Regions from separate parts of the Homo sapiens genome. Here region 1 is linked to region 2. The links are chromatin loops, found by intact Hi-C in ENCODE. Cell type or tissue: PC-3. All regions are shown on one strand. Links, peaks and the distances in the headings refer to the core of each region. The heading gives the core; the rest is flanking DNA. Region 1 overlaps L3MBTL4 (L3MBTL histone methyl-lysine binding protein 4). Region 2 overlaps L3MBTL4 (L3MBTL histone methyl-lysine binding protein 4).

What was found. Hi-C counts contacts between places; a loop is a spot of excess contacts. Peaks named below come from ENCODE experiments on the same cell type or tissue, not always from the same donor. Only the 100,000 strongest peaks of a DNase experiment are listed, where the experiment ranks them.
Region 1: a loop joins it to region 2, with 7 times the contacts of the local background. A loop is called at or near these places in 1 of 110 quality-filtered maps.

The regions. Positions count from the first base shown.
Region 1 is chr18:6,067,382-6,071,779 of GRCh38, forward strand. All of the region lies in intron 16 of L3MBTL4 (L3MBTL histone methyl-lysine binding protein 4), which reads right to left. Among named protein-coding and RNA genes, the nearest start is that of TMEM200C, 170 kb to the left of the region's middle. In PC-3, for the core only: a CTCF peak has its summit at 1,992 (motif pointing right); a DNase peak (open chromatin) is centred at 2,350; H3K4me3 peaks cover 482 bases; H3K27ac peaks cover 3,196 bases.
Region 2 is chr18:6,007,358-6,011,755 of GRCh38, forward strand. All of the region lies in intron 16 of L3MBTL4 (L3MBTL histone methyl-lysine binding protein 4), which reads right to left. Among named protein-coding and RNA genes, the nearest start is that of TMEM200C, 110 kb to the left of the region's middle. In PC-3, for the core only: no CTCF peak of the experiment used is centred there; DNase peaks (open chromatin) are centred at 2,634 and 3,124; H3K4me3 peaks cover 598 bases; H3K27ac peaks cover 1,242 bases.

The DNA.
Region 1 (4,398 bases), core at 315-4,314, 60 kb after region 2:
TCAAATAAGTTGTCTAAACATTTAGACTTCTCTTTTCCCTCAGGAACACCAATTATTCTTAGATTTGGCCATTTTACATGATCCCATATTTCTTGTACACTTTATTCATTTCTTGAGATTCTTTTTTCTTCATCTTTGACTGGGTTAATTCTAGAGCCTGATCTTTGAGCTCCAAGATTCTTTCTAGTCTATTGAAGAAACTTTTCCACTGTATTTTGCATTTCCCTAAGTGTGACTTTCATTTCCAGAAGTTCTGACTGGTTTTACTTCATGACATCAATCTCTCTGGAAAATTTTCATTCATATCCTAAATTTAAAAAAAAAATTTCTTTATGTTGTTTTTTACCTTTCTCTAGTATCTCCTTGAGTAATTTAATAAGCAACCTTCTGAATTCTTTATCTGGTATTTCAAAGATTTAATCTTGGTTTGGATCCATTGCTGAAAGCTAGTGTGATTTCTTGCGGATGCTGTAGAACCCCATTTTGTCATATTACCAGAATTACTTTTCTGGTTTCTTCTTATTTTGGGTGGACCATTTCTTCAAATTGTTCTTAAATTTATTTTTGATTTGACTGTGTTTTTTTCTTTAATTTCTTCTTTTCCCTCTTAAGGATCTGACTTTAATGTTTATCATTTATTATAGCCTAATTTGATTCTTAATGCTTTTAGTGGGGAAGACTCTGTAGGAGTTCCTTAAAGAGAGTTTTTGTGCGCTGGCTTTCCCAGACGCTGGTTGCAGTAACCATGCATTTGGCCTGTGGGTAAGTTCACTGTCTCCTGTAGGGTTGGAATGGCTAGGATCTCTTGAAGCTTATCTCATTCTCCCATGGTGTACACCTTTTTATTTATTTAATTTTTTCCCAGTATTTTATTTACTAAGCTGATGATTCAGCCTTCAGGCCAATAGGAGAGGTATCCCTGGGGTAGGTATTGGTGGTAGCTAAAGAGATGCATAGATATATCTAATGGTGGGCAGAGGTCCCAGCCTTGATGAAGGTGCCTGGGGGAGCTCTAAATTAAATGTGCTGAGGTTTTATCAGAGTGAAGGGTGGAAGCCACCTCAGCTCCCCTGCCAGGCAAGCAGGAAAGCTATCCACCTTCCTGTCCCAGTATTCCAGCTATTCAGATCAGACAGGTAACTCTTTGCATCTGTAGGAATGTTGATGTTCCAAGTAGAGAGGAGTTGTGACTCTGCAAGCCTGAATTTGAGAAGTGCTCCTCCTGTGGGGATGCAATCACCCTAAATTGTTCCTGGAAGGCCATCTATATGTGCATCTACACTGCATTCCTCTGGGAGAAGCCCCAGCTGTGTGTGCAGTGGTGTACCAGTGGGAAAAGGACCCCCTTTCCAAGCCCCTTTATGATCAGAGATGCTGCCTGATTGTTGGGGTAGAGGTGTAGACTTTCTTTACTGCACCCAGCACTGCAATTGTGTCTCTGCTATAAGAAACGTCCCACTAGTGGAAAGATCTGGGACTCAAGGCCTGCCATTCAGATTCTTTTTCCCATGGGATGTTCCCTTGATGTGATGCTCTCCCCCTTCCCCTAGGAATGAGACTTCCTGAGACCCAGACCACAGTGATTGTTAGTGCTCTTCTGGGTCTAGATACCCAGTGGGACTACCACACTTTGAGCTGATGCTGGGGAATGTCTGCAAGGGATCCAGAAATGTGAACTAATTTCAAGTCTCCCAGCAGTGTACACCAGCACCATCTTTGATGGAGATGGCAGGGCAGTTACATACACTCTGTGAGATTTCTTGGTTGGAGATAAGGCTTAGTGTGCTGGATTTCTCAAATGAGAGTTACAATTGCAGTGAACTTGCCACATGGACAGGCTCAGGACCTCTGGTTAGTCAGGGTGTTGTACGCAGTGGTGATATCTGAGGTCACATAGTCATTTTCTCCTTCCTGGGCGCATTCTACCTAGAGGTGCTTAATGGACTGTGTTGGATGGCCTCCAGCCACGAGGTGGCATTTGCAAAAGAGCAACCAGCTGCAGTAGTAGCAGTGGGATTTAAGCTTGCCATAAGTTGCTGCAGGAAAGTGTTGTTTTTTTTTTTCCTCAGGTGACAGGCAGGGCTATAAAGTTCCCCAAAGTTTATGTCCTTTGTGTTAAGCTACCAGGGTGGGTGAAGGGGCACAACCAAGTGAGGGCAGGGTTAGGCGGGTCTGTGCTCTGACTCTTCTTGAGCTGGGCTAGCTGCGGCCACTGTGAGGATTGGGAGGTGGTTCTCAGGCCACTGGGCTAATGTTCCAGAAGGGAGTATAACTGCCTCTTCTGCACAGAAGAGTTCACAAAGGTAGTGGGGAGGAGCAGGCAGCAGTAAGCCTCACCCAGCTCCCATGCAGTTGGCGAGGCTGATATCACTCACTCAGTGCTCCAATAACAAAGGCAAAAGATGACTCAGATAAATAACGGTGACTAATGTGTTTACAAAATTAGATGGCAAGATAGAGAATTTTACTCAAGAACTAAGGTCTATTAAAATCATACATAGGTAAATTGCTAAACTAAGAAATAAACAATAATTTAATTAAAAATTAATTACATGAGTGTAATAGCAGTTTGGAGACAGCTGAAGAGAGAATCACTGATCTTGAAAATAGGCCACTAGAAAAATATCCAGGCTGAAGCATGTACTAAAAACGGAGGGGAAATAATGAAAAGAGCTCTTAAGACATAACTAAGAAAGTCTAATATATTCGCAGATGGAGTCTCAATAGGGGAAATGAGAGAGAATGGAGCATAAACAATATTTGAGGAGATAATGGTCAAATTTTTCAAAGTGGTAAAAAGCCATACACCCACAGATTTAAGCACTATGAATCCTAAAGAGACAAATATAAGGCACTTCATAGTAAAACTGCTAAAAATGAAAGACAACAGAAAAATCTTATAAGTAATCAGATAAAATGTGACACACTCCAAGACATACTCCTTTCAAACAGACACAATAAAGCTACAGCTGACTTCTTGAGAGAAACAATAGAAGTCAGAAGCCAACGGATTACCATATTTAAAGCCTGAAAAAAAATTAACTGCCAATCTAGAATTCTATAACCTGTAAAAATATTCTTCAAAAGTTTGGGTGAAAAAAGGATATTTCTGGACAAAGAAAAACTTACTCAAAAAAAAAAAAAAAATCAGCTAGGCCAAGCGCAGTGGCTCATGTGTGTAATCCCACACTTTGGGAGGTCAAAGTGGGCAGATTGTTTGAACCCAGGAGTTTGAGAAAAGCCTGAGCAACATAGTGAGATCCCATCTTTACAAAAAACAAAAAACAAAAAACAAAAAAAACAAAAATTAGCCGGGCATGGTGGCACACACCTGTAGGCCCAGCTACTCCAGAGGCTGAGGTGGGAGGATCACTTGAGCCCCGCAGGTTGAGGCTGCATTGAGCTGTGATCGCACCACTGCACTCCAGCCTGGGTGACAGAGTGAAACCCTGTCTAAAAAAATAATAATAACTAGAAGACACTATGAATGAAGTACAAAAGATAATTTTTCAGATAGAGGAAAAATGATTCTATATAAAGATAAAGATGCATTTTGTAGTAGCTGGGATATCTACTAACAGAATATTAAAAATAAATAAACAACAAGCTAATAGAGGGAGAATGGTATACTCACATGAATTTTGGTTTAAAAAGATACAGCAAAAATATAAAATTGAATACAAACTACTGAGAAAAATAGAAAACAATTATAGAGATGGTAGCAATAGGCTGGACACAGTGGCTTATACCTGTTATCCCAGCACTTTGGGAGGCCAAGGTGGGGAGATCACTTGAGGCTAGGAGTTTGAGACCAGCCTGGCCAACATGGTGAAACCCTGTCTCTACTAAAAACACAAAAATTAGCTGGGCATGGTGGTACACATCTGTAATCCCAGCTACTTGTGAGGCTGAGGCATCAGAATCACTTGAACCCAGGAGGTGGAGGTTGCAGGAAGCCAGGATTACACCACTGCACTTCAGCTGGGAGACAGAGTGAGACTCTTTCAATTAAAAAAAAAAAAAAAAAGATAGTAGCCCTAAGTCCAACTTAACACTAATAACATTAGATAGAAATGTATTAAATCCTTCAATTAAGAGACTCCTGTTGACTGGGTGCAGTGACTCACACCTGTAATCCCAGCACTTTGAGAGGCTGAGGTAAGAGGATTGCTTGAGTCTGGGAGGCCAAGGTTGCAGTAAGCCATAATCACGCCACTGCTCTCCAGTCTGGGGTGACAGAGATAGATCCCATAAAAAAGAAAGAAAGAAAAAGAAGAAAGAAAGAAGGAAAAAAAGAAAGAGAGAAAGAAAGAAAGAAAGAAAGAAAGAAAGAAGGAAAGAAAGAAGGAAAGAAAGAAGGAAGGAAAGAAAGAAAGAAAAAAAGAAAGAAAGAAAGAA
Region 2 (4,398 bases), core at 174-4,173:
TGTAATTAAAAAAAAACTCACGATAAGAAAATGCAAATTAAATTTATACCAAGATAAAATTTTTCAATTTACCTTGTTGGAAAAAAATTCAAATGTTTGATAACATGTTTTATTGGTACTCAGAAAAAAGCATTCTCAATAATTACAGGAAAGAATGTAAATCAATATATTATGTATGTTGGGTGATTGGTTATTAAAGTAACAAATGTATATTCTGTTTCATTCTGCCATTCCACTTTTGGGAATTTATCCTGTAGGCCTACTAGCACATGTGCAAAATAACACATGTACATGGTTATTCACCATAGCATTGTTTGTAATAACAGAAGACTGGAAATACCCAAACGTCCACAGTGGAGGAGTGGTAATATAATGATATATCCATCCAGTGGAACACTACCATGGAGCTATAAAACTACCCTCTAGGCACTAAGAAGAGGCTCCCTTTTTTATGAGTGGGTTGAAATTCACAGGATATACTGTTATGTGAAAAAAATTCCAGGGAGCACAGTACATACAGCATGCTACTTATTGTGTTAAAAAACGGTGAGGGTAAGAAAATCTACTAAGTTTGCTTGCTTATGCCTAAAGAAACTCAAGGATACATGAGACTTTTGTACCATGTGAACTGGCTACCTATTCAAAAATCAAATTAAAAAGGCAAAACAAAATGCTAAGATAGTTGTGTTTTATGTTTTGCTTTACCAGAGGATCTGTAAGATGTGGTTTCTTTTGTTATCTCATTGCTTGATCTGGAGAAATCATAAGGAAATATGACCTTTCTTTGATCCCAATGGTAAGTGGCCACGGGGATCTATCCTTGCAGAGTGAGAATGGGAGACCTCCTCCCCAGCACACTGAGCCCTCCTCCACACTCCGCTCTGTAACTACAGACCCCACTCTTCCTCTGCAGGAAGGCTGTGACCTCGGCCTTGGCTTGGTTTTTGCTGTTCTAGAGGCACGTGACAGCTCAAGGAAGGTCGATCTGTATCTGACAAGAGATGTCTGTGGGCTCCTCAACAATATGAGATGTTACAACTTTCTATCCAGGTGTCTTAATTTGGGCTACAACAAAATACTATAGATTGGTGGCTTCAACACCACCTGAGGAAGCCCTGTGAGGAGAGGCTGTGATGATGGGAGGGAAGTTCTTGCATCCTCACGTGGCCTTTCCTAGGTGTGTGTGTGGAAGGAGAAAGAGCTCTTATGTTTCTTCCTTTTCTTACAAGGGCATAATCGTGTCTGGGGGCTTCACCCTCATGGCCACATCTGAACCTAAATGCCTCCTGAAGGCCCCACTTCCTACTACCCTCATTGGGGATTAGGGCTTCAACACATGAATTTGGGAAAACAGAAACATTCAGTCCAGAGTATCACGGGTTTGGATTTTGTATAAATTCCTAAACTGCATACTGTTTATTACAATGTGGCTCTTTTCTTTTGCCAATGCCTTTATACAACCTGATGTTTGCTAAGTCTAGGAATGAGGCAACAGTCTGTGTGTTGTCTGACGGATTGACATAAACCATTTCAGACAAATGGAGAGCCTCTCCTACTTCAATAGACCTCCTTTAGGAACCCATTTCAGGGTTTAACACTCTCAGTGGGATGGGAATTACTTATTGTCCAGCTATAAATACCAGTGATTCTTGTTCGGCACAAGTGGCTCAGAGGTGTGGTGAGGAACCACACAGACCTCGGGAGGGGTGAGCTATAAGGCGGGTTCAGACCTCAGACAGAATGACCTTGGCTAGGGGTGGCAAGAAAGGTGAGCATCTGGCAGGCAAAGATTCTTAGTTACAGAAAGGCAGATGGGCAGGCAGGACAAGAGGTCTATGGCAACCTAAACGTAAGGGCCAGAGAGTGAGTCCAGGAGTTGGGGCCTCAGGCTGACAGTACAGGTAGGTGTTAGTAGCACCATGTGCCTTGGAGGAGCAATGACCAGTCAGGATGAGGCCAGTCTCTGGTCCTCAGGCAGCAGAGGACAGACTGGGTGAAGACCTGAGGGTCTGGGTCCAGGCTGCCCAGGAGCCTTGAATTTCCCTGTTTCCACCAGGAACTCAAGGCTCTCTAACTCGACACATTACAATGCTTATGCTTCCAAAGTCCACGGAGAAGTCAAGGTCCTAAAGGCCAGTTTTAGTACCACTGCCCCTTGGTATTCATGGGGAAATTGGTTCCAGGACCCCTTTGGATACCATTGACAGGATGCTTGAGTCCCTTATATAAAATGGTGTGTATCTGCACACAACCTATGCACACCCTCCCGTATACCTGTAATCATCTCTAGATTACTAATAATACCTAACATAATGCAAATATTGTACTGTATAGTTTTTTACTTGTGTTATTTTTATTGTTGTATGTTACTTTTATTTATTTACTTGTTTTGAATGTTTTCAGTCAGCAGTTGGTTGAATCTGTGGTTGCAGGTAAGGACACAAACGGCTTCCTGTAAATGTGTGTGAGAATTCTTAGCACAACTTCCATCTTTGATATTTAAATCAATCTAATTTGGTTCTATTCTATTTAGCCTTAAATGAGACTACAAACAAAGCTGCCCATTATCTCTTATGAGTCAGCTATGCACTTAAGAATCATATTTCATTAGTTCCTTAGTCATCTTATCTAGACTTTAAGAAACATACTTTAACCCTCCATCACCAGTCTTTTTTGGCTCTTTAAAATCGATGTTTCCCTTCTGTATCCTTGTCGTGTTTTCCATGATGCTTTTAAATTCTAGTTTTGACTGGATGTTCAACAAGGTGCGAAGTGTTTTTTTTTTAAGGTGGTAAACTGAAAGTAATACATTTCTGATTAAGAAGCCTCTATTCTCTCTTTCTTGATAAGACAGGCATTAAAATATAAAAGCCAGAACATGAAATAAGAAATGCTAATGAAAATCTCACCAAGTTGGAGTTTAGAGTTTAAAATGTTGCTAATCTAATAAGAAACCCAGGATGAATGTGAAGGATCAGGCAGCTCAGAGAGGAACTGTGCTGTGCCTTCAAAATGTCCTCCAAATTTCACATGAAAAATGGTTTGTGATTCCTTTTAATCAGTGATGACTCAACTTATTAAAAAAAATGAAGCCTCAACAAGTACAACTGGAAAGGAGCCTCCCCACCACCTGCATAAATGATCGCTGTAGTCAGCGCCACTTGCATGTGCGGTATTAATACTGCACATTTCTCCTGTATGACAGATCTGGTTTCAATCTGTGTTTCTTCAATTTTTATCAGTGTTGGCCTAGATTTCCAAAGCTGAGCTAAAATGGAAATATCCTCCCCGCAACCCGCTTTAACCCATCTGTCTCCTTTTATTTACATAATATAACATCTTTTTCCTTGAAGAAGTCTAATTTATTTATTTATTTTTTTAAAAAAAGCAAAATGGAAGTAAAATAAATAGAAAGTCTTTCCTCACAAAATAAAACATAGGATCTTCCCTGTGGGTTTATACCTAACCAGCCCTCACTACGACAGCAAATTTAATAAAATATCAGTATGAGGCAAGGCTAAACATCAAGAAGAACATTTCTTTAATATGCCCATGACTTTAGAATCACCCTTCACTTGTCAAATGATTCAGTGACACCTTCCAAAATACAGAATGCAAGAATATTTCTGATAATCTGCTAATGTTGGTCTCCTTATTCCAAAGTGGGGAAGTCAACCTGGATAATGACTTTGCTAAGTGCCGGCATGGGAAGGGTTTATAATTATGCAGACTCTGTTGTTGTTACTGCTGTCAACAGAATAATTTATCAACTTATGGTGTCTCATCAAGGGACCAAAAGCACATCACCAGTAAGAAATGATTTCTAAAGAAGACTTAATTACCACTCTATGTGTTTTTAATGCTGGCTGAAAATACACAAGAAGACAAGCTAAAGTGACATGTGACAAGTTCTCATTTAGTCTGTCAGCCATGATAGCATATTCAGAAAGATAAACAATAAAAAAAAAGGATCAAGAGATAAAGGTAGATCCTCCCATGACCTCAAAATAATTATAGTATTTGCTGGTGAGGCCAAAGTTTCTGTACACAGATACCTGACATAGACAGCTCTATGGAATTCAAGGGAAAATTAGGGGAGGGGACAGGTGACAAGCTCAGTCTGTGGTATTAATCGAGTAGTATTCTGACTGAGCCCCATCTGAATTTTTATTTACCCATTCTAATATTTCCTGGAAACTAAGGCTTTTTACTTCTCTCTCAGTCTACTCAAAATGAACTACTCCCCACCCCAAGGTGTTGCCAGCATTTATTTACCCTTGTGAAGGCAGCGACATATCATACCCTTCGGTGCCTCTCCACTCCTTCTCCATCCTCAACAAGCAAGTAGTCACTAGCAATTAATCAGACCAGCTCAAAGGAAACACGGTGGCTTTTAGG